2 separate regions of the Homo sapiens genome follow, and region 1 is linked to region 2. A link is a loop called in an ENCODE intact Hi-C map of the cell type or tissue named here. Cell type or tissue: dorsolateral prefrontal cortex. All regions are shown on one strand. Each heading gives the region's core, and the rest is flanking DNA. Links, peaks and the distances in the headings are about the cores only. Region 1 has its middle 19 kb from the start of SPCS3-AS1. Region 2 overlaps LOC107984113 (a long non-coding RNA gene).

Region 1 (13,150 bases), core at 8,173-12,172, 390 kb before region 2:
TGATTAGTCCAGTGTTTTCCTCTTTTACATTTTGGACATATTTCAGGCTCAGCAGTTTTCTTTTCTCCCTATTTGGCAGCCTGACTCGCTGATTTTTTTCTACATTCTTTTTTGGTATGATCATGCTTCCCATAGTTAAAACAAGCTCCAGGAAACGGAGTATTTCCTTTATCCACTCTCAGTCCTGCCATTGCCTGGGCTAGCAGAGTAGCCTTATGCAGATTACCTCCGATACCATCACAGGCATTGATAAAATCAACTAAATGTGCTTTCCCTCTAATAGGTCACAGAGCAGCCTGGCAATTGGGATTAGCATTGTCGAAAGCTAATAACCACAACACTATATCCTGAGCAGCTGAATCTGCAATCACCTTTTTAAGAGACTCCTGTAACTGCGCTATAAAATCTGCATATGGTTCTTTTGGTCCCTGTTTGACAGAACTAAAGGGAGGGTATTGTTCTCCTCCTGAAGTGATTTTTTTCCCAAGCTCTAATGCACACTCCTCTAAGCTGCTCTATGGCATCATCCTGCATGACCACTTGTGCATCTAAACCAGCCCAGCCGCCGACCCCTAAAAGTTGGTCTGCAGTTATATTAATCTGAGGTTGGGCCTAGGCATTACAAGCAGCCTGAATGGAAACTTCATCTGCCCACAAGGTTTTAAATTGTAAGAACTGAGTAAGAGTTAGACAAGCTTGAGCAAGAGCATCCCAGTCAGTAGGAATCATCTGACTGGAAACAGCAACATTCTTTAACAGTTCCATTACAAAAGGAGAACCTTGTCCATATTGATTAATAGCTTGTTTAGATTCTTTGAGTAATTTAAAAGGAAAAGGCTCAAATGTAGCTATAATATTTCCCTGTTGATCTGGGGGGTGTATTCTAATAGGGAACTGCCAAGCCTCTAAATCACCCTCTCTTCTAGCTTGCTGAATTCCTGCCTGAATAGAACTGAGAGCGATCGCTTGAGGCGCTGCTTGAACAGTCACTGGGGCAATCACTTTTTGCCCAGCATCCTCCAGAAAAGAAAGATCTGGAGGGTCAGGCCACTCTTTTTCTTCAAAATAAGGAGGGGGTGCAGAAGGATAGGGATAAACCTCTCCCTCCTTTGCCACTTTAGCTTTAGCAGGCAAACAAACTTGCTCTGTTACTTCTTCTGTTACTTCATTATACTCTCCTTTCTCCTCATCATCAGTGTGAAAAGGTTCCAAGGTGGAACGAACCAGAGCCCACACTTGTCCCATTGTTACACTGATGCTTCCGAGCTCCCCTTCTTACTCACCATAGGGATTGCTTAAGAGTACTCAGGTGTCCTCCAGCATAGTTCCACATTCTCCAACCATCACTCCGGGGACCCTTTGACCTGGTTTCAAACCTCCCATATTGGGCGCCACTTGCCGAGACCAGCTCAGGCGTGGAGACCTAATCCAGCGGCGCTAGAGGAATTAAAGACACACACACAGAAATATAGCATGTGGAGTGGGAAATCAGGGATCTCACAGCCTTCAGAGCTGAGAGTCTCAAACAGAGATTTACCCACACATTTATTGACAGCAAGCCAGTGATAAACATTGTTACTATAGTTTATATATTAATTAAAAGTATTCCTTATGGGAAACAAAGGTATGGGCCGAAATAAAGGGATGGGCCTTGCTAGTTATCTGTAGCAGGAACATGTCCTTAAGGCACAGATTGCTCATGCTAGTCTGTGGCTTAGGAATGCCTTTAAGTGGTTTTCCACCCAGGGCAGGCCAGGTGTTCCTTGCCCTCATTCCAGTAAACCCATGACCTTCAGCATGGGTGTCATGGCCATCATGAACATGCCACAGTGCTGCAGAGATTTTGTTTATGGTCAGTTTAGTGGCCAGTTTATGGCCGGATTTTGGGGGCCTGTTCCCAACACCTGTGCTCTCCAGAGCCCAGGAAACCCTCCTGCCCCCTCAGGCTTGGAATTGCCTGCTCCCAATGCCTGGCCTCTCCCTGCTTCTGGCACCCACTCCTATTCTGTAGTAAAGTTGAGGATGAGCCTGGGTGCTGTCACAACCTAGCTGGGTGTGTGTGTGTGCTTGAGGCAGTGCTGACATGCCAGGCCCCTGCCACCTCAGCCCCCATCCGACTTTGGGCACTGACAAGCACAGGAGGGAGGCTGAGGTGGGGGCTGAGAGCAGCTCAGTGCAGGGCCTACAGGCACCCCTTGGCACAAACAGCCTGGGCACTGTGCATGGCAGGTTGATGGTGGCAGGAGGTAGACACACTCCTGGGCACAAAGGAGCAGGTCACCCAGCGAAGCCCCACCTTCAAGCCAGGGACAGAGTGAAGCCTGGGGGTCAGGTTATCAGTTCTGCAGACTGGATAGAAAACTTATGGTGCTTTTTCTGGGCCTGCCCACGGCTGCCCACGGACCAGTCAGCATGCAGTATCTCCCCTCTAAAGCCCATAAAACCCCCAGACTCAGCCAGGCTTGGGTAGAGGATGGGACAACTTGCCTGTGGATAGGAGCTACCAACTCTGGGCCTCCTCTCCACTGAGGGCTGCAGACAACAGGTTGACCTGGCTGCAGAGAGGAGCTACCTCTGTGGTCTCCTCTGAGCTGCTCTGTCCCTCAATTAAGCATCTCTTTGCCTTGCTCACTCTCCACTTGTCCACATACCTCATTCTTTCTGGACATGGGACAAGAACTCAGGAACTGCCAAATATGGCAGGGCTGAAAGAGCTGTAACACAAGCAGGGCTGAAACATGCCCCTTGCTCACCACATTGCAGGCAACAAGGAGGAAAGAAGAGAGAAAAAGAGAAGACCTGCAGCCTTTCGAGGAGCCCAGATCTAGGAGCTCCCAAGCCAGGGCTGTGAGGCCCTCATTGGGGGTCTGCAGTTCCTGGCATCTCCAAGCTTGTGGACACCACCATGTTCCCCCGTGCCAGCCATGGAAGATGCTTGTGGTATGCCTGGTCCAGCCACAGTCTAGCAGGGAGCCAGCACCCTTGCCAACACCTGGAGCTGTCCACCCCACCACAGCAGGCGTACCTCAGTGTGTGCAGTGACTGAACCCCACACTCGCTTGCTCACACACCACTCAATACTCTGCACTGGGGTTGCCCTTGGCAGGTGAGGGATCCAGGCCAGTAACGCGAGTCGAGCACAGCCTGCCAGGCTAAGTGGGCAGAATGAGCCCAGCAGGCCTGAGCAAAACTTGGGCAAAGGCACCAGCAGCCACAGAGGTTTCTGGCTGGAAAAGCGACAACACCCCAAGGATCCTGTGACTCTGGGAATACAGCAATGGACAAAGACAAAAATCCCAGCTCTCGTGGAGCTCACATTCTTAATACTTTACATTTTTAACTAGTAAGAATCATTAGCTTAAGAATTTATTAAATCTGCATGACAGTATTTCAAGGTTAACATAAAATTTTTTAAATCAATGAATACAAAATAATAAAATAAAGACAAAGATTCAATTAATTCAAAATAAAACAATATGAACAAAACAAGTATAAAAATACATTATACATGAATAAGAGGGGCAAAACAAGCCCAACTACATTATTAATCACTATAACCACCAATTTAAATTTAAATAGCTTACCAGATTGGATTTTAAAAATCCAGCTCTATGCTATTTAAAAGAGACATATCTATGAGGACATGAGGACAAGGAAAATATTTCCATAGTTTTAATGATAGAAAATCATGTAGTGTAGGGCCATACTGTTTCCTGTTGTCAGCCAATTTGTAGTTCAGATTGCCCAGAAAAATACCATGCTTTCTGTCAGTGGGTTATTCACCATGTTTAATTTATTTGCCTTGTTTCAATGAAAGGAGATTTACTGGCAATCTGCACAGAGAAGTGGTAAGACTGATTTATTTGTTAGTCTATTAGAAATTTAAAAATTTTGTTCTTTGTCACTGATTAGCATAGTCTCAGTTTATGAAGTTAGACATTGCTGCTGGGTGCAGTGGATCACATCTGTAAATCCCAGCACTTCGGGAGGCTGAGGTGGGTGGATCACTTGAGCTCAGGAGTTCAACACCAGCCCAGGCAACATAGTGAAATCTCATCTCTACAAATACAAAAATTAGCAGGGCGGGGTGGCGCCTTCCTGTGTTCCCAGCTACTCAAGGAGCTGAGGTGGGAGGATTGCTGGAGCCTGGGAGGTCCAGGCCAGAGTGAGTGCAGATTACATCACTACACTGCAGCCTGGGTGACAGAGTGAGAAGGTGTCTCATGTTCTAAAAACTAAAAAAACAAACAAACAAAAAAAAAACCCCACAAAGTTAGAGATTGCTTTCTCTTACATTACCACTCTCAACTCAAAGCTTTTAGCAATTTTTATGTGAGGCAAGACTAAATAAACTGATAAGTGTACAATTATTCTTGTGGGTAATTTTTCTTTCTGCATTTTGGTGTTGTAAACTGTGTACATTAGATGGCAATACTATAGTGTGAGAGAGAGAATTAGCGATCTAGTACTTGTTTTCATGAGCTGTATCACCAGAGGGCACCAAAGGACCAGTTATGAGCAAAAAAAAAAAACAACAAAAAAAACCCATTCGGGAAAAAACCACTGTAATGATTGCACTGTTTTTACCCAACCTTTTCACAAGCACATATCTGGCCAGTGTGAAGACTTTCCGCCTCATAAAGGTAACATGAAATACAAAGCTTCAGGGTATCAGGTCTACACAGTGCATAATGCCATGCCAAAGGCTCTCTGGTGCTATCACGTTTTATCGTAAAGAAAGAAATTTTTAAATCAGGAAACTGGAAAAATTACTTTCCTCTCTAGTGACTTTACTGCTTACACTAGATTAAAAAATATTTCGTTTATAGTGAAAATGATTCTCCAGTGCTATCTCACTAATCATTTAATTAATTGAAACAGTAATGCACTAGACATATTTGCCTCTTATTAATGTTTGGAAAGCTTGTAGTCCTGAGTGTATTTCTTTTGTTGACAATTTCCTTTGAAATGTGATTTCTAGCAGGGGTAATTTGACTCTTTTAGTTAACCAGAAAACGTTAGATGGCCATCAAATATTTAGAGCAAGAGTTTGGAAAATGACACATAGTAGATGAGCAGTCAGTAGCACATGTGGTTATTTGTAAAAGTGCACTGACTTTGGAGTCAGCTAGACCTGTGTTCAGGACCCTCTAAGTCTGACCCTGAGCTCAATGTCCTGAGTCTATTGTTTTGCATTTGAATCATAACTCCACTGTCCTATCCTTTGAATTCTCCAATATGTGTCTTGCCTCAAGGTCTGGCTCTTGCTACACCTTCAGCCAGGATTTCTCTTCCACCCAGTATCCCTGCGGCTTTCTCTTTCATCTCCTTCAGATATCACCTTGTGAAAGAAGTCTGCCATGACCATCTTACTTAAACTAGCATCCCAGTACTCCTTATCTCCCTTCCCTAATTATTTATCTTCATAGTACTTACATCCTATGACATGAAATATGATTTTCTCATGTGTCTGTTAAACATTCTCCCTGCTAGACTGTAAATTCCATTAGCGAATTTTTTTTTTTCCTGCTTTGGTCACTGCTCTGTCAACTAGAACAATGCCTAGCAAATAGGAGCACAATAACTATGTGTTGAATGAATGAATCCCAAGAATGTTATGACTGGTCATTTTCTTGGAAAATCACCTACCACATAATAGGTAGCCAGTAAATTGTAGCTCTTATTATGAAAACTTTTAGGCTGTTATTATCATTACTTTTAATGGCAAAAACAGCAATTACTTTTGCACCAACCTAACAATTCTTACTACTGTTTGAACTGACTTTTCTTTTAAACAACGGTCCTGAAATTGATTTACCAGGTAATAACCACCAATTTTTAAAAAAATGAATGAAAGAATAAATAAGCATATCCCCATAAGTGTATGTATTTTGTGAAACTTTAACTGTAATTTTGTGTGTGTGTTATGAATGTGTTATAAAAGCACAGAAGATACTGACAGACCTTTCATAGGTTTTCCTGGAGATTGTATACCTGTTAAATAATGGATCTTCCTTGCTGGAAGGAAAATGACCAACACAGAGACTTAGATTTGAAAGGACTGATCCGCCTGGCCAAATTTGGCAATTCCAACCAGGTAGTGATGTTCCTTATTGTTTTCACTCATGGCAAAGATTCTCAGCTATCTAGGAACTTAAGCTTCCTAGGCCTTTGCATCCGTCAGGAGAATTCTAACTAGCTGGCTCAATGTGACAAGTGACATGTTATTCCCCTGCCTCCAACCCACTTTAATATATTTATTCTTTAATTAATATTCACTGCAGTTGGAATACTTTAATTCTTGACTCTCTAAGACAAGTGGAGAAATCTTAAAGGCAGGTTTGAGAATTGAGGCCACATTACAAAACAAAACAAAACCAAACACCTCCCAAGAAAGTGTAAAGTGTTTTGAAGAACTGTCTGTATCACCACATTCCATTCCAGAGTATAAGCAATGTCTGGCGCATTAAAGATACTAACACACACAAATGAACAATGTAAAATGGATGAAATCTGAATAGTCTATTAACTGTACCAACATCAATTTCTATGTTTTGATACTGAACTATAGTTAGTAAGATGTCACCATGAGGGAGAACTAGGTGAAGGAGTACAGGGGACCTCTTTGTGCTAGTTTTCAACTTCCAGTAAATCTATAAAAGGATCAATAAAGGCCTTTAAACAATATAGTCTCCTTACCATCCATGACCCTTTTCAAAACTGAAATTATTGTTAGACTACTTCCCAGAAATGTATTTCTAGTTAGTAGGGATGGGTAGACAAAGGAAAAATCTTAGAACCTGTCAATGGTTTTATAGGATCATTTCACTATGGGAAAGATCATCAAAGATTGTTAAGTAGACAAACGACCAATGGAGTTATTAATATAATGCACTGATTTCAAGTTAAAATTAAAATAAAGAACTTGCTAGAAAAAAAAAAGATGCTGAGCAAATATTTAATTGAATTTCTTGATTTACAATCAAGTGCAAAGAGCTGGTCGGTGGCCAGTGAACTATCCGTCTTTAAGTTAAAGTTATAAATCATTTTGGATTTTGGGTTCCTCATCTCTTTAGGGGATTAGGCTCCTGATTAGGTTTGTTACACATTTGCTTTGACCATTGTCACTGCCTGGATACTGACCCATATCCTTGCTGTCACAGTAGAGGATTCCGTATTTTTCTTAGCTTTCCTAAAGGCAGTGACATTGTTGAAAATTTCCAGAGCCCTGTGCTCCCAGGAAAAAGCAATGGTTTTAAAAAAAAACCTTTTATGTTGTGAGAAACAGTTAACTTCAAGGAACCACCTCCCTTGGCATATCCAAGAACTGACCCCCCCCATCCTTCCCCTTGACTCCCTTGTTTACCTGCCTCTATAAAACCCCAAGCCTCCTTCATTTCTTTGACACATTCTGCTGCAGAAATGAAAATTCTCCCTATTATAATATCTAAAGCAAAATTATCTTTATTGCCTGGTGCATTTTGTCTTTCACGCCAACTTCCATTCAAAGCTTTATTATTTGTTTTCTCTGGCCCTTTTTAGGCCACATGGTTAAAATGAGGGTATATTTTCCTATACGCTTCAAGATCATTAAGAAATTAATCTATATGATTGAGCTAAGAAATTGATTTTTTTCTATTCTTACCAGAAAAATACTAAGTCTGTTGTTCAGAGAACATCTGTCTCCTACACCAAAGATACTGAAGAAAGACTCATTGTTCTGAACAAGGTAAAAGAATTATTCAATTTGCTCTACAATTATCTGTAAAAAAAAAAAATACATATGACTTTGCAAAGAGACTTTAATGTTTGTGTTCCGTTCGGTTCTGTTTCCTCAACTCTGCTACATTTCACAGAAATAACAAAAACCTGCTATGTACTAAAAATGCTGGGAAGTCCTTTCCCATACATATTTTTTTGCTCACAGCAATTCTAAAAGAAAGGTATTCTCATTCCCATGTTTCTGAGGAAGAAGCACAGTCTGTATGGAGGAGAGTTCAGGCTCTAGTGCAGGTGCCAGGCTTTGAATATTGGCTTTACCACTACCTACCATACTGACCTGGAGCAAGTTACTCACCTATCTTGATCTCAGCTTCTTTTTCTTTAAAATGGGAATGATAATAGTACCTACCTCGTAGGGTTGTTGTTAGCATTCAGTTTAATATATGCAAAGCACACATAATAATGCCAGGCACAAACAATGAATATCAAACATAAGGCTTAGACAACTTACTCTAGTGAGCATTGCTTAGCCAATTTCACATTGCTAGAAAGTGGCTATACCAGAATCCAAACCCAGATATTGCTGACTTCAAAACTAAGACACTTTCTATTTCATAACACTGAAGAAGCTGGGAGAAAGGTTAAAAGAGCATTATTGAATGAAAGAAAAGCCTGATACATTTGATTATATTAAGAAGCTTGATTGATCAAAAGGAACCATGAAAAAGTGAAGGGGTAAGCTAGAAGACTCAAACTGAGAGTATACAAAGAAATCCTACAAATCAATAAGACAAATAGAAAATGGGCAAAATTTGAACAGGCACCTTACAAAAGAAATCCAAATGAACAATAAACATGAATAGAAGTTTCTCATTTTAGCAAACAGAGAAATATAATTTACAACCAAAATAAGATACCATTGGTTATTCACCAGCTTGGCAAAAACTAAAGTCTGCAAACCCAAATTTAGGCAAAGAGAACTCACACTTGGAAAAACCACTTTGGGAAAGTTTGGTAATATATAGTAAAGATGTTGATATGAATTCCATAAGACTTAGGAATTTCCAATCTTAGGTGTGTATGCTAGAGCAGTGGTCTTCGATTAGGAGGAACATGGAACTTTGTGCATGGTGACAGACAGCTGTATGGAAATCAGCTCTGCTCTCACACGTACTTCTAAAGTGATCTGGCTGGTAATGCGCCCAGGCTTGAGGTTCTTTCCCTCCATCATCCCTTTCACAAAGAAAGCCTCACCTCATCCAGAATCTTGCTATGGTGCACTGCCACAAGGCATCAAACCTTGGGGACAAAGAAATAATTTAATAATTCCCTTAATGAAAGCAACATAAATTATCCCCTCCCATATCTAATTCCATCTCATCAAGAGTTACGATTATCTATCACATTTCTAATATACTTCTTGTTTTGATCAACTGTGTACTATTGATAACTGCAGAATTAACTTACTCCAGAATAACTTTTACACCCTTAGAACTTAGAATATTGGGGTCAGAGGAAATTGTAAAAGATAAATTTCAATTTACATGCACATTTTTGTTACAAAGAAATGTGGTACAGTTATTAATAAAAGACTTGAAAATAGCACTCTCTAGAGTATTACCCATTAGGACAAAATTTTGCTAGAGGCATGTAAATATAATTTGAAAAAGAAATGATAAGAACTTTGACCACTAAGGAAGAATTTGTTCATTAGAAAATGAATGATTCTATCAAATCATATAAATACCATATTCCACTGGATACATTTAGATACATTTTTAAAGTAATGCAAAAAAAAGTAATGTGCAGTTGGTACTTTAAAATGTTAATACTTGCAATGTGCCAAAAATTACATTCTATGACAAGATGAAAATTTTTCAGTATTTAAGAAAGTTTAAAAAAAATCTTTGATGTGCTACACAAGCAACAAAATGTGAAGATCCCTTTCCTAGAGAAACACATACACCAGGCTACCTGTACAAGAACATTCAGAGCACATGTCTGTCAACAGAACAGGTAAATAAATTATGCCTACTCCGGATGCCTACTATGGATGACTATATTACAATGAATTACTGCCTAACAATGAAAATGAACTACACCTTCACACAAAAACATAAATGATTCTCTTAAAGTTAATGCTAAGCCAAAGCAGCAAGACCAAAAATTCTTATGGTAAGATTACATTTATGTTCATAACCAAACCAAACCAAACTGTATCGCTTAGGAATGTGTGATAGCTTATATTACATTTCTAAGAATTCCCTCCTCCTTTCCTGTAAGAGTATTACTCAGTGCCATGTGACTTGTGCTCTTTCCCTATGGAATCTAGCTCCCCAACCCTTCAACTCCTTGGCTTTGCCATGTGACATACTTGAGTCAATTAAAGGAGTAGACTGATGCTCATCACCTTCAATCAGAGGCTCCAAGAGTTTCCAACAGTTCTAACTGCCCTTTGGAATCCCAAAAGGAACTTTTCTCTCAATGTGGAATCTGGAATGAAGAGATGTGAGGAGTATATCCTAAGCCCCTATTGATGCAAGAAATACACATTTGTTTTTGTAAGCCACTGAGATGTTCCTATTGTCCATGATGGCAGTAAAGCTGATAGGATGCAACAGAGGTAGTAAACTTTTCAAGCAAGGCAAGAAAATGGCTAACACAAAACTGAAGACCGCAGAAAGGTAACAGGTTGTGATCCAGAAGAAGTATAGGGAGGGAGGCATGGAGTAATAGTATTGTTCCAACTGCTGATCTGAGTAGTAGTTACAAAGGCACATGCTTTATATTATTCAGTAAACTATATACAAATATCTCATAAACTTTTCCACATTTCCTTTTTTCCATTACAAATGTAAAAAAAAAGGTGAAAGACATTAATTCACAAGGACTTATGAATGTCCTTAGCCTAATACTTTTCAAATATAAGTTACTCCATATACCTCCCTTTACCATTAATGTTAAACATTTATCACTGAGATACTACTAGGAGATAGATTACATTTTACAGTAAAAACCCAGTTCATTTATCCTCTGAAAATCTGTCATGGAATGTCCTGAAATGCCTACCTTACATGAGACAAAACACCTGTGTAAGCCAATATAACTAAAATTAATCACACATTTTTTGCTTTTAATTCAATTTACTCAGTAAATATGTAGTGTCTTATAGTAAAATGAACAAGATAAACATAGCCTTCTTGCTCATGAAACTGACAAACATGAAACATATATATATGTATATATGTGTGTGTGTGTGTGTGTGTGTGTGTGTGTGTGTATATATATATTCCCAAGGGCAGCAAGAGCTATAAATGCTGCTGCAAAGTAAGGAAATAATGTTCCAGGAAAAAAAAATTAAGTACTGGATGATTAGGCTAGAGATTAGATCAGGTAACTCATGCCTGATAAGTGCTTTAAAATCTAACCCTTAACATCTAATATGCTCACCTTCAGAAAATCCTTAATGCACTACAGACAAGACACAAAAAGATAAATAAATGTTGACTATAATAAACTGGTATTCCCTGCTGGGATACAACAGGGGCTGGTCAGCTTAAGCTGGTGAGCATAAGCAGAAAGTGATAGAATGACTATGTGAGAAAGATTTATGCTTCCCATCCACCACATAGTTGTTCCTGAGAAGTGATTACCCAACTAAAGATTGTACTTCCCAGATGCCCCTTGCTTATCTGCACAGGGACGTGCAATTCGTTTTCACCCTTGGAATGCGAGTTGGTGGTGTGATACTCTGGGCGAAGCTAATTAAGCAGGTGGGCCTTCTCCACTCTTTTCCTCAACCCCAGACTGCCAACTTCAAGTGAGGTCTTGTCAACCCTGGGGCGGCAGTCACAAGCTGGAAGACACCTGGGTCCTTCAGTCACACCATGTGGAAAGCTGCCTCAATACCCACATTGGTTCCTTGTAAAAACGAGAAATAAACTTTTGTTTTCTTTTGAGATGGAGTCTCACTCTGTAGCCCAGGCTGGAGTGCAGTGGAGCTCTTGGTTCACTGCAACTTCCGCCTCCCAGGTCCAGGTTCAAGCAGTTCTCCTGCCTCAGCCTCCCCAGTAGCTGGGATTACAGGCACATGCCACCATGCCCAGCTAATCTTTGTATTTTTAGTAGAGATGGGGTTTCACCATGTTGGCTAGGCTAGTCTTGAACTCCTGATGTCGTGATCTATCCCCCTCAGCCTCCCAAAGTGCTGGGATTATAGGCGTGAGCCACCGTGCCCAAACTTTTTCTTATGCTACCAAAAGTTTGATGTCACCTATCATAGCACTTGGTGTTATTTTAACTAACAGAATGTTTAATCAGACTTTCAAATGTTGAGATGAGGGCAAGAGTCAGGTAGCAATCAATCTCTCTCTTAATCTCAATTAAGTGTGATTCCCAGTTAGACTTTTAGTCATCCTGGGTTGTCGGTGCACGTGCAGAGAATTAACAGCATTTAGAGATTCTTAAAGCAGCAGCAGAGGCTGCACAGTTGGATAAGCCATGGATTTCTCAAATAAATTTGAGCGAGACCCACACAACCTTGAGCAGACTTATAAGATGAATTTGTTTCAGATTCCTCAGCGCATGTCAGAACCCACTTCCTCCCCACTCACATCTGTTAGATTCCTTCCCACCCTTTGTACTCACTCACTAGGGAGCTTGCAGCCATTCCAAGCCACTCACGAGCAAGCATAGGGCTTAGGAGCACAAACATGGTACTTTTTAGAAGAAATGCACAGAGGCTTTGTCTCCAGTATAGTACTAATCAGTCCCTTTACTTCTCAACTCTTAGGTGCCTATTTCCAACTATACTCAACAGATACACAAGTGGAATGTGTATAAATTATGCACATGAAAAGGGAACACTTCAAAGCTCCTTCAAGCTTGAGGTTTATTTGGATATAAAGGTATACTTATTAAAGTGGTAAGTTTTCTTTTGGTCATGGCAACTCATTAATCAGGCAACAATTTACTGAACTCCGAATTCTTAACACTTCACTGGGAGAGAGGGAAAAGGACAAGAGAGTATGAGGAAAAACGTTTAAAAGAGAAAGTTCTGGTATACACTTGCCCAGGTTGAGAGAAAACAAAATAAAATGTAGCTGACCTCTTTTATCATTCCTGGTAACATACACTTAGGTTAAAATCCCTTACCCTCTAAATGCAATGATTTTCTGTTGTTTTGAGGGGGTATTTCTGTTTTGATTGTCTGAATTCACTAGTAAATAAACGTTCCCTTAGTGAGCCAGACCAGCCAATGTGCCCAAGAAGCTGGTGGAGGATCAGCCAACACCCTGGCCTTTCAAAGAGTCAGCTATTTGTTTTAACCCATTTCTTCCTGAGCTATACTTTAAACATGCATCCTGAGTTTTTTTTTTTTTCTTGATCAGGTCTACGGTAGGGTTTTCCAGTGTTATTTCAAAGTAAA
Region 2 (13,150 bases), core at 5,015-9,014:
TGGCTTGACTCTTCGGGTGGAAAAATGATAGACAAAACTCAGTGTGGTATATATTATTTGCTAGCCACTGTCCTCAGTACTCTACACATTTTAATTAAAACTCTAATAGTGTTTTCATTTTTCAGGTGAGGAAACTGGGGCACAGAAAGACAAGGAAACTCATTTAAGCTTACACAGTTCTAAAGTGCTTGAGCCGGGTTTCGCACTGATACAACCTAGCCACGGGGGCCACACCCTTAGCCACTAGAGCTGTGCTGTCCAGTAGAACTCATGGAGATGATGAAAACGTTCTAGATCTCTGTTGTACAATACCAGAGCCTTAGCCACAAGTGACTGTTGAGCACCTGGATTGTGAACAGCACAACTGAGCAAAGGCATTTACATTTCATCTAATTTTAGTTTATTCAAATTGAAATAGCCACATGTGACTAGTGTCTACCTTCTCAGACAGCTCAGCCCTAGACTATACTGCCCTCTAGGAAAAGTCAAGGTATAGAGCGGGCCAGGAAGAAAAGCTAAGGACATGTAATTGAACAAATTTCTATCACCCAGTGATCAGTGCTGTCAGCATTTCTCAGGACTGTAAAAAAAAGATGTTTTTTAAACCAACTGGGTTAACATTTCTAACTCAATTTTAATAGTTCCCATGGTAGTTATTTTATTTTATTTTATTTTTTGATATGGAGTTTTGCTCTTGTTGCCCAGGCTGGAGTGCAATGGCACGATCTCGGCTCATCACAACCCCCACCTCCCGGGTTCAAGCAATTCTCCTGCCACAGCCTCCGAAGTAGCTGGGACTACAGGCATGTGCCACCATGCCTGACTAATTTTGTATTTTTAGTAGAGACGGGGTTTCTCCATGTTGGTCAGGCTGGTCTCGATCCCGACCTTAGGTGATCCGCCCACCTCGGCCTCCCAAAGTGCTGGAATTGCAGGTGTGAGCCACTGCGCCCGACCTCCATGGTAGTTTTTATATACATTATAAGTCTGCCATGTGTCCTGCAGAACTCAAAGTTGTGTAATGTGTCATAATAAACAAAGCAATAATACTATATTAACTAAAAATAATGACATGCAAATATCAATTAAATCCCTGCCATACACTGCTTTACAGGCAATTGGCTACTCTTTTTGTGGTTAGAAAGTGCATTCTTCCTAATTCTTTGTACTACATATCTTAAAATGGATACAGTTTAGGTCTGCAAATGCTATTTCCGGAGTCATTTTCACATCTATTACACAAATTACTTTCCCTTAGACTACTTCTCTGTGGAAAATTGTCATGATACAGCCGAGGTTCCAACACAGTGTATTTATAGGTTTTTCAGCTTCAAAAACTATCAAATTCTTGGAACAGTTTGATATAGAATAAAATTTCCCTGCCCTTTGATTTCTTTATTTGTTTTATAAAATTTAGGATTTTAGATATGTAGAATGCATGCATGCTCTATTCTTGAATCAAAGTAGAACATTCCCATTATTTAACTTTTAAGGCAAGGGGATTTCTGTTTTTCTTTTCTTTTTCTCTCCTTTTTTTTTTTTTTTTAAAAACAGGGTCTTGTTCTGTCGCCCACACTGGAGAGCAGTAGTGTGATCTTGGCTCACTGCAGCCTCTACCCACTGGGGTCAAGCAATCCCAAGTAGTCAGGACCACAGTCATGCGCCACCATGCCTAGCAAATTTTTATATTTTTAGTGGAAATGGGGTTTTGCCATGTTGCTCAGGCTGGTCTTGAACTGTGGGGCTCAAGGGATCCTCCCATCTCAGCCTCCCAAAGTGCTGAGATTACAGGCCCAAGTTCCCATGCCCCCACCGGATTTCTGCTTTCTTTGGGCATTGTAATACACCAGGACTGGACTCATTGGTGGACAGGATGGCTCATTATCTATTTTATTATATGATTTTGTGGGCTCTGGGACAAAATGTATTACAAAAATTTTCAGGAAAGATGTACACAAAAATATCTCTGGAATGAGTGAATGGATTAATGCTTTCTAATATTCCTAGTTACATGTTGCTTAAATGGAAGAATTTAAAATTTTTTCTTACAACAATCCTTACCCTAAGAAGGTGGAGGTACTGTAGCCTCCGCTCCTTGTTACAATGGGCAACTGGGAAAATAACTGAATAATATGTTAATTCCATTGCTTTGGGGACATCCATTCTGAGATCACTACCTTAAGCTACAATCCATCATGGGAATCCATTATGCAGCTTAGAACTCCACTAGACTCCTTGGACATCTAGCTTTGAAGTGTACATAGAAACGAACTTCTCCTAGCTTCTTAAGGAATATAGTATCTTAACTTGAATATTTCAAACATAAAAGAATGTTCTCAAAAGTCAAAGACTCTCAAGAGTCAAACAGATTTTTGACTCTTGAAAAGGAAAGTTTAGTTACTTGTCTCTGAGGTATTTGTTTTAGTTACTTGTCTCTGAGATATTTGGTCACCTGGGCCTTGTAATATCACTGTATTAGTCATGGTTCTGCAGAGAAAGAGAATCAGCAGAATGTGTGTCTGTGTGGAAGGAGATTTATCATAAGGAATTGACTCACATGATTATGGAGGCTGGTGAGTCCAAAGTCTGCAGCATGGCTGCCAGCAGGCTGCAAGCCCAGGAGAGCCGATGGTGTAGGGAAAGTTGGAAGGTAGACTGCTGGAGAATTCCCTCTTGTTCAGAGAAGCTGGTCTTTTTTTTTCTATTCAGGCCTTCAAGTGATTGAATGGGGCCCACCTCATTATGCAGGGCAATCTGCTTATGAAAAGTTTACCAGTTTAAGTCTTATCTCATTCACAAACACGCTCCGCATTAACCAATACCATTAACTACCCAGGTAATATAAATGTGAAGAAGCCTTGACTTGTATAAAGCTATATAATTCTGGGATAAATCCAGATATTTTTTCAGAAAATTGTTGCAATTCATTCATATTTCTTATTAGCTATTACTTATTAACTGTGCGTATTCTAGTTGCTTTAAATGCCTAAAGCCTCATTGCTTCAACAGCCTTTCAAGGTAGATGGTATTCCCCTCATTTTTAGTTAAGGACACTGAAGCCTCAAGAGATTATTTCGCCGTCAGAGGTAATGAGGATGGAATCCAGAAATTTCGGACTTATAGGCCAGTGCTTGTCCAACTCTATCCTCTCTCTTTCCTTTTCTGTCTGTTCATGGCCTAATCATATGGACATCATGGGAATCAATATCTATTTTTACTGTTTTATCTCCATCTTCACTTCTATATCCACAGATTTAAAAAATCATAATGTATGGTTCTTCCACCCATTTTTCCTACTAAAAGTAGTATTTTCACATGAAATACTATTTATAAAGAAAAATGGCTTGTTACAGGGTCAGTTGGGCAGATAAGCATCTTGAGAAGGTGACGTTTTTCATTCCATGGGGAGTTCAGTAGGCAGGATGATAGATGAAGCTTTCCAATTATTTATCGACGTGTTGTATTTAAGAGTAGTAATTTCTAGGTTGCAGAGATGAAATTCCCTTTCCCAGTGGTCACTTGGAATGGGTGGCATTCAGTATAACAGAAGCCTGAAATAACCAAAAAGGCTTTCTAAATATTCATGGGAGAAAAAAAAAAGTCTTACAAATACTATATTTTAACATTTAGTATTATCTCTGCTCCTGTAAGTATTTTTAGTTTCAGAGCTCTACTTTCTTACTCAACTAAATATTTTTGATAATTCAGAAATTAACATTGTTGAAATTATGGCTGATAATTTCTGTAGGAATAATAGAATTCTTGCTATTAATCATTTAAGGTGACAAGAAATATCATGACATTTAGAACTATTGTGTGTCATTTAAAAATACTTTCATGAAAATAATACATTTCTCTAAATGTAAGTGAGGACTTTGTCCCCTCATTTCCCCTGCCAGCACACTCAGGCACAGCAAAAAATAGCACTGCCCAATCTGTTGACTGCAGCAGATTGTCCTAGGTTCTTTTGAGAGTAAAGTTAAATGTAAAAACTCCCCCAAAGCTACTTTTTTCCACTTTTGAAGCACGTTTCAATAACCAGACATCATCTTGCAATTCCTTTCCTGGAAAGTCATGGTTAAACCTGGAATATTTAAGTTTTGTTGAAAGTTGGAAATAATTCACAAGTATTATATTCTTATTTTCACATTTCAAAATTATATCCAGTTGTATAGAACATATTATGTGCTTGGAATGTCTTGTCTTAGGAATCAATGGCACTTTTGTAATTATTTTAATTAATAAAGCCATTAAAATAATGTAAAAAAATTGAATAAAAATAAACATCTATTATGTCTCATTGAGACTCTGTTAGACCCATAGCTAATAAAGTTTTATTTATTCTTTTCTAATGATGTAACTACACATCTGCATTTGGATGGGCCATAGAGTTCTTAAAATATCACAATACAGTAGAAAGAAATATATTAACTTTGTCAAAGTGTATATAATTTTGTTTCCCTTTATATTCATTGCAAAATGAATTGCTTTCTTAATGGAGAACTTTGTGTGCTTTTAGGATTTTTTGAGGGTGTCCTTACTTTATTTTCTTTACAAAAATGTTTGTGATCCATTGGTGTTTATACATTGTCTGATTACTAAGAACTTTATCTTTCTTCACTCATGAACTTGTAAAATTTATTGAAAATATGTGGTGAGAACTCATAAGGCTACAGTGTTTATTTTCTATTTGGTTTCATGAATTGTCATCCAAACAACTTAGCGCAGATATCAGACAATTTTTAAACAAGCTGTTGACAATACCATCTATTCAAGGAATGTACTAAATGTGAAGAATGAACAAGACTGTAAAGCCTGTCGGTTCAGCTTTATCTTTTTCATGAGTTTAAAATCAAACTTCTGAGGACTCTGAAAGTATCAGCCAAAGACAACCTCATTTATTTACTGATTTGAAGGAATCTTTACTAAAGTTAGCTCTTGATAAGAAGATGCAAGGAGTATTAGCTATGGTTCAGCTTAACAGCCCTTGATTATTTAGTTTCTTAGATAAAAAATCAAACAAACTCATATTTGTTTTACATAAAATATATGCCAAACACAGTTAATGATGATTTTAAGATGTAATGTAAAATTTATATTACTTTGACTTTTGGTCAGGTGTTGTGGTTAAGGTCTGTAATCCTAGCACTTCGGGAGGCTGAGGCAGGAGGATCACTTGCAGTTAAGAGTTCAAAGCCAGGAGTTCAAGACTAGCCTGGGCAACACAGCCATGAGACCCTGTCTCTACCACCACCACCAAAAACAACAACAAAAATAAACAAACTTGACTTTTAGTGAAAAAACTTTCCCAATTGTTAAAAAAGGATATACATATTTTCATTGCAAACAAATGAGAAATTACATAAAAACATAAAAAGAACATTAAAATTACTTCTTATCACACTACCCATGGATAACTCCTTTTGATATTTCTGAGTATTTCTTTTAAAAATATTTTGTGAATGTTTAAGTTAGCTACTCATTTTAGGAGCTTTTTTTGATTTCTTAGTTGCATGGAAGGGAATTCAACTGTGGGAAAAGAGATATCCAAATCTACCTCATCCCTCCACCACATCCCCCCAACACACACACACACACACACACACACACACACACACTTACCACCAAATGCAGTCTTGTTGGTAGAATAAGAAAAGTATCTCATCTTTATCAGGAAATTATTGCTTGTTTTCAAGGATCTATGGCATTTTAATGATTGTTCTTTGCTCAATCTAGTAACAATTGATAGTAAGTTAGTATTAACATTGTTATTTTACTGCGTAGGGGCATGAGTCCATAGCATAACTTTGTGGCCAGTGTTTCAGGATTCCTGCAGAAGGAAAAGACAGAATCACAATTATAATTCTTCTCACTTCCAGTTAGCATTTTCTGATTTCTTATGTGGTTGTATTAACCCATATGATATATTTGTGTTTTTGAGTTACGATAATGAATTATATAAAGTTTGATGGATTGATCATAATTTTAGAGTTCAAATATTCAAAAGTCAAACAATGTAAAGGAGGTAGAATCAGATGTGGCATCTTAGTTTGGACTGCTGTAACACAATACAATAGACTGTGGGGCTTAATCAACAAACCTTTATTTCTCAGAGTTCTGGATGCTGGGGGTCCAAAACCAGGGTGTGAGCATGGTCAGGTTCTCAGCGAGGGCCCTCCTCCCGGCCCACAGATGGCCATCTTCTCATTGTATTCTTCTATGAAGGAAAGAAAAATCATTTCTCTCATGTCTTTTCTTATGGAAACTAATTCTATTTATGAGAGCTCCACCCTCATGACCTAATTACCTCCCAAAGGTCTCACCTCTTAATACCATCACTTTGAGGGTTAGGATTTCAACATGTGAACTTTCAGGGGGACACATCCTGTCTATAACATGAGGGTATCATAATATTGGAGCAAAAAATCACAAAAACATGTCCTCTCTGTAGCACTTATTAAGCTGCAAGTATTATCTTCAGGTGTCCTCTGCATTTACTAACTCTGAAATGGGATGTGTTTGGAAAACACATTGCTATTGCTATTGCTATTGCTATTGCTAGGTGCTATGTTGGCATATAGTGTTGCATAGAAAAAAAGTAGGGCTTTGTTCCTTCATTCATCTTTTTATTCATATATGAATGCATGCATACATTCACTAATTATCAAGTGCCTACTGTGTTCTAGGTATTTTACTAAAAAATCTAGAATATGATGAGGAAATTGAGAACACAATATTTTCATATTTTCTTTGAAAAAAGTAGTGAGGAGACAACATAGTGTACTTGAAAAATATACTCAGCCCTCAGTAGTAATATTGATTGTGCAATTAAAATGTCGGGTGTCTTTGGTTAAATTATTTGTGTTTTTTTATTTTAGCTGAGTGATCATAGTTCCTGCTCTATTAGCCATTCATCTGGAGAAACAAATGAGGTAATGAATGCAAGAACATTTGCAGAATACGTATTACAACACAAATGCTCATTATTATCAGGAATAACTTGAAAATGCATGTGGGATTTATGATGTGCTTTTATAATATTTTATCTTGAAGACATCATTATTTTTGAGTTCTTCAGACTTAAGAAATATTATTCTTAAGAATATTACACTTAATAAATATTATTCTTAAGAATGTTAGACTTAAATATTATTCTTAAGAATATTAGACTTAAGAAATATTATACTTAATATTGTACTTAAGAAATATTATTAAGATAGTGTCTTTAAATGACTTTCTTCAGTCGAAGTTTTCCCTCTAGTGGTTGCTGTGGAAATCACAGGAAGATTTTCTAATGCTAAATGTTCAAATGGAAAATAAACACATAAGAATTGAAAAACGAATAGCCAGAATTATTGAGGAAATTCGAGCTAGTGTTTTTTTTTTTTTAAAGACTCTGTAGTTAGATTTTAAAATTATATAACAGCACTCAGTTTCTGAAAATTAGAAAGAAAATTATTTGGTCCTTTTATGGCATCAAATGGATTTTAATGAAGATGATGATTAATATATCTAGGCTTGAAGAAAGCAATAAGAAAGCCACACACACTTCATTTCATCCTATAAATGAAGCATTTTCAAATGCAGGCTCTTAAATGATTTTGCTTTCTTTTTTGATCTGGCTTCCAGTACAGCAGTAATCTCCAGTTTTGGCTTCCTCTCAGGAAGTTGAGCAGAAGTTGTGCGTGAATAAGCATATTTTGGTTTTTCTTAAAGGCACCTTTCTTATAAATCACTCCCCAAATCAGAAACACTGAAATGTGATGGTAGGATAAAGGCATTTTAAAAATCCAAGCCCCAGAATGCTCTACCAGGCCCCAATTGTCTGTCCTCTGCCCACCTCTGTAGCCTGGCATCGTCCTGCCCTGCCCTTGCCCACAGTGCTTGGGCTGCTGCCATCTTTATCCCTCGGACACTCCACAGCTGTGCTTGCGGTTCCCTGTTCTTGACATGCTCTGCCTCACATCGCTGGCTTCTATGGACCACCTGCCTCAAAAACGTCTTCCCTGACCCACCTAGAAAAGTAGGCTTTGACAGTTCATCTTCATCACATCACCCATTTATTCACTCCAGAACTCTTACCATCATCTAAATAGTGTAATTTATTTTCTACTAGTTTTTGTCTGTCTCCCTTAGAAGAATGGAAGCTACATGACACAGAGATTTATGCATCTTTTCATGATTGTGACCCAGACCCTAGAACAGTGCTTCACACAAGGCAGGTGCTTGATATTGGTTGGCACAATGAATAAATGAATGGAAGATGATAGGAACATTAACTAATCAGTGTTATTTGTTTAAAAATTTTCCTGAAACACTCAGTTGTTTTTGGTGCCTTGTCTTAGTTGATACTCAATTTGTAATCTTTGAAATAATTTAACTTCCTCATTAACTTTACATTCGAATGAAGTTTAATTTTTTTAATTTTTATAAATTTATAGATTTTTTATAGATTTAGGGGGTACAAGTACTGTTTTGTTACGTGGATATACTGCATAGTGGTGAAGTCTGGGCTTCTAATGTAACTAGCATCCAAATAGCGTACATTACACATTTAGTCTTCTAAGTCTCCAGTGTCTATTATTTCACTCTCTATGTCCATTACTTATATGTGGGAACTAAGTAATATGCACCCGTATTACTTAGTTATAAGTAATATGCACCCGTATTACTTAGTTGTACGTAATATGCACCCGTATTACTGAGTTGTACGTAATATGCACCCGTATTACTGAGTTGTACGTAATATGCACCCGTATTACTGAGTTGTACGTAATATGCACCCGTATTACTGAGTTGTATGTAATATGCACCCGTATTACTGAGTTGTAAGTAATATGCACCCGTATTACTTAATTATAAGTAATATAACTTACAAGTAATATAAGTTATATTACTTATAACATATATTATAACTTATATTACTTATAAGTTATATTACTTGCAACTTATATAACATGTTTCTTATAAGTTATATTACAACTAAGTAATATGGGTGCGTATTACTTACAACTAAGTAATATGGGTGCGTATTACTTACAACTAAGTAATATGGGTGTGTATTACTTACAACTAAGTAATATGGGTGTGTATTATTTACAACTGAGTAATATGGGTGCGTATTACTTAGTTCCCACTTATAAGTGATACCAGGTGGTATTTATTTCTGTTTCAGATGGGGTTTTAAAAAGTTTTACAATTCTTTATAGAGAAACTCTACTATGGAAACACTAAATTAAATATTTGTTTGTACTAAACAAGAACATGATGCTTGTTCATCTCCTTTAATAAATTCAATTAGATTACACAGCTTATCTAGTGATACGTGCAGTTTCTTATATCTGTACAGTAAGAAGTTATTCCAGAAATTAAGATTGTTTTTCTGAAATTTATATTGTTTCATTCTGCTTTGTTTTCCGTAGTGAGATAATTGCTGTTCACACTCACGTACTTGGCTTCGTCACAGAGTCTTTTCTAGCCTCAATGAATAATTTTTTTTAAAAAACACCCTTTTCTCAAAAGGCTTACTTTTTAAACCTTTAATCAGTTTTGACTGATCTTCTCCTTTGAAACTGCTCTAATTATTTCTCATACCACTTGATGGTTTGGGGACCGAAAAAACAAAAAACAAAAAACAAAAAAATGTACATGAAGACTAATGATTCGAGGTCTCTGAAACTGAGACGTCTGTATTTATGTCTGTTGAAGACTGCAGTCGGTAAAGCCTACAAAACGCATTATTAGGAATAGTGTTGCGCTGGTTTCCTTTGTATTCATGTCTGTTGCCTGCTAATCTGAATTTGTCGTCCATGCCACTAAGAGTCAAGCAGTTTTGCTGAAAATTTGTGGCCAAAAGGCAAAAGCCAGAAACTGTAGATTTCTTACTTGAGTGTTCTGCTCCGTCATTTTCTTCATACAGCCCTATGAAAATGAGGGAGATGTGCAGAGATTGTAATGGTATTCCCCTGATAATACTGTTAAGAGCTGTATGCTCTCCATATGTGGTAATAATCTGTGTCTGTTCTGTCTTGTACGTGTGTGTATATGTTCAAGGAATAATGTATTTTAATCTATGTAAATGAATGATAAGAATTGGAATAAAAATCAGTATGCATTTTATAGATAGTTCTGTTTATTACAAACACTTAAAAAGAAAGATGAAATGCAGCTTATCCCTGACTTACTCGGGCTGTTTCCTTTTGCACTCATGCTTTCCTGCTCTCGTTACCATAGTTACTGGTTTAATCATGATGCACAGAACAATTTCTAATTACAGTATATGCCAGCACAAAAATTAATTCTTTGCATATCTTAGGCCACAAACAGCTTGTAGCTTGTTTTTTGGCACTTTATTACCACATATAATGAAAAAGACATTGGTACATAATTTTAAATCTATTATTGTCTGCTACTTGTTATCGAAATGAAAATAAGCTTCTAGAAATGGTTAAATTTCTGAACATTGCTCTCAAGACTAAACCAGGAAGAAGTCAAATCCATGAATAGACCAATAACAAGTTCTGAAATTGAGGCAGTAATTAATAGCCTGCCAACCAAAAAAAGCCCAGGACCAGACAGATTCATATCCGAATTCTACCAGAGGTACAAAGAGGAGCTGGTACCATTCTTTCTAAAACTGTTCCAAACAATAGAAAAAGAGGGACTCCTCTCTAACTCATTTTATGAGGCCGGCATCATCCTCGTACCAAAACCTGGCAGAGACACAACAAACAAAGAAAATCTCAGGCCAATATCCCTGATGAACATCGATGCGAAAACCCTCAATAAAATACTGGCAAACCGAATCCAGCAGCACATCAAAAAGCTTATCCACCACAATCACATTGGCTTCATCCCTGGGATGTAAGGCTGGTTAAACATATGCAAATCAATACACATCATCCATCACATAAACAGAACCAATGACAAAAACCACATGATTATCTCAATGGATGCAGAAAAGGCCTTCGATAAAATTCAACATCTCTTCATGCTAAAATCTTTGAATAAACTAGATACTGATGGAATGTATCTCAAAATAATAAGAGCTACTTATGAGAAACTCACAGCCAATATCATTCTGAATGGGCAAAAGCTGGAAGCATTCCCTTTGAAAACCGGCACAAGACAGGCATATCCTCTCACACCACTCCTATTCAAGAATAGTATTGGAAGTTCTGGCCAGGGCAATCAGGTAAGAGAAAGAAATAAAAGGTATTCAAATAGGAATAGAGGAAGTCAAATTGTCTCTTTGCAGATGACATGATTGCATATTTAGAAAACCCCATTGTCTCAGCCCAAATCTCCTTAAGCTGATAAGCAACTTCAGCAAAGTCTCAGGATACAAAATCAATGTACAAAAATCACAAGCATTCATATACACCAATGACAGACAAACAGAGAGCCAAATCATGAGTGAGCTCCCATTCACAATTGCTACAAAGAGAATACAATACCTAGGAATACAGCTTACAAGGGATGTGAAGAAGCTCTTTAAGGAGAACTACAAACCACTTCTCAAGGAAATAAGAGAGGACACAAACAAATGGAAAAACACTCCATGTTAATGGATAGGAAGAATCTATATAGTGAAAATGGCCAAACTGCCCAAAGTAATTTATAGATTCAATGCTATCTCCATCAAGATACCATTAACTTTCTTCACAGAATTAGAAAAAAAAACTACTTTAAATTTCATATAGTACAAAAAAAGAACCTGTACAGCCAAGACAATCCTAAGCAAAAAGATCAAAGCTGGAGGCATCACGCTACCTGACTTCAAACTATACTACAAGGCTACAGTAACCAAAATAGCATGGTACTGGTACCAAAACAGATATATAGACCAACGGAACAGAACAGAGCCCTCAGAAATAACGCCACACTTCTACAACCATCTGATCTTTGAAAAACCTGACAAAAAACAAGCAATGGGGAGTGGATTCCCTATTTAATAAATGGTGTTGGGAAAACTGGCTAGCCATACGCAGAAAACTGAAACTGGACCCCTTCCTTACACCTTATACAAAAATTAACTGAAGATGGATTAAAGACTTAAACATAAGACCTAAAACCTCAAGAACTCTAGAAGAAAACCTAGGCAATACCATTCAGGACATAGGCATGGGCAAATACTTCATGACTAAAACACCAAAAGCAATGGCAACAAAAGCCAAAACTGGCAAATGGGAGCTAATTAAACTAAAGAGCTTCTGCACAGCAAAAGAAACTATCATCAGAGTGAACAGGCAACCTACAGAATGGGAGAAAATTTTTGCCATCTCTCCATCTGACAAAGGAATAATATCCAGAATCTACAAGGAACTGAAACAAATTTAGAAGAAAAAAACAACCCCATCAAAAAGTGGGTAAAGGATAAGAACATACACTTCTCAAAAGAAGACATTTATGTGGCCAACAAACATATTTAAAAAAGCTCATCATCACTGGTCATTAGAGAAATGCAAATCAAAACCACAATGAGATACCATCTCACGCCAGTTAGAATGGTGATCATTAAAATGTCAGGAAACAACAGATGCTGGAGAAGATGTGGAGAAATAGAAACACTTTTACATTGTTGTTGGGAGTGTAAATTAGTTCAACCGTTGTGGAAGACAGTGTGGCAATTCCTCTAGGATCTAGAACCAGAAATACCTTTGACCCAGAAATCCCATTACTGGGTATATACCCAAAGGATTATAAATCATTCTTCTATAAACATGCACACGTATGTTTATTGCCGCACTGTTCACAATAGCAAAGACTTGGAACCAACCCAAATGCCCATCAGTGACAGACTGGATAAAGAAAATGTGGCACATGTACACCATTGAATACTATGCAGCCATAAAAAAGATGAGTTCATGTCCTTTGCAGGGACATGGATGAAACCATCATTCTCAGCAAACTAACACAGGAACAGAAAACCAAACACTGCATGTTCTCACTCATAAGGGGGAATTGAACAATGAGAACACATGGACACAGAGAGGGGAACATCACACACCAGGGCCTGTTGCGGGAGGTGGTGGGGTTAGGGGAGGGATAGCATTTGGAGAAATACCTAATGTAGATGACAGGTTGATGGGTGCAGCAAACCACCATGGCATGTGTATACCTATGTGACAAACCTGCATGTTCTACACAT

Evidence for each region. Peaks named below come from ENCODE experiments on the same cell type or tissue, not always from the same donor. Only the 100,000 strongest peaks of a DNase experiment are listed, where the experiment ranks them.
Region 1: a loop joins it to region 2, with 4 times the contacts of the local background. A loop is called at or near these places in 59 of 110 quality-filtered maps.

Annotation. Positions count from the first base shown.
Region 1 is chr4:176,332,493-176,345,642 of GRCh38, reverse strand. No RefSeq gene overlaps it. Among named protein-coding and RNA genes, the nearest start is that of SPCS3-AS1, 19 kb to the right of the region's middle. In dorsolateral prefrontal cortex, for the core only: no CTCF peak of the experiment used is centred there; no DNase peak of the experiment used is centred there.
Region 2 is chr4:175,941,427-175,954,576 of GRCh38, reverse strand. It overlaps LOC107984113 (a long non-coding RNA gene), which reads left to right. Exons shown (of 4, transcript XR_001741924.3): 3 at 6,879-6,932. It also overlaps a transcript of GPM6A not described here. Among named protein-coding and RNA genes, the nearest start is that of WDR17, 120 kb to the left of the region's middle. In dorsolateral prefrontal cortex, for the core only: a CTCF peak has its summit at 7,273 (motif pointing left); no DNase peak of the experiment used is centred there; H3K4me3 peaks cover 390 bases; H3K27ac peaks cover 1,017 bases.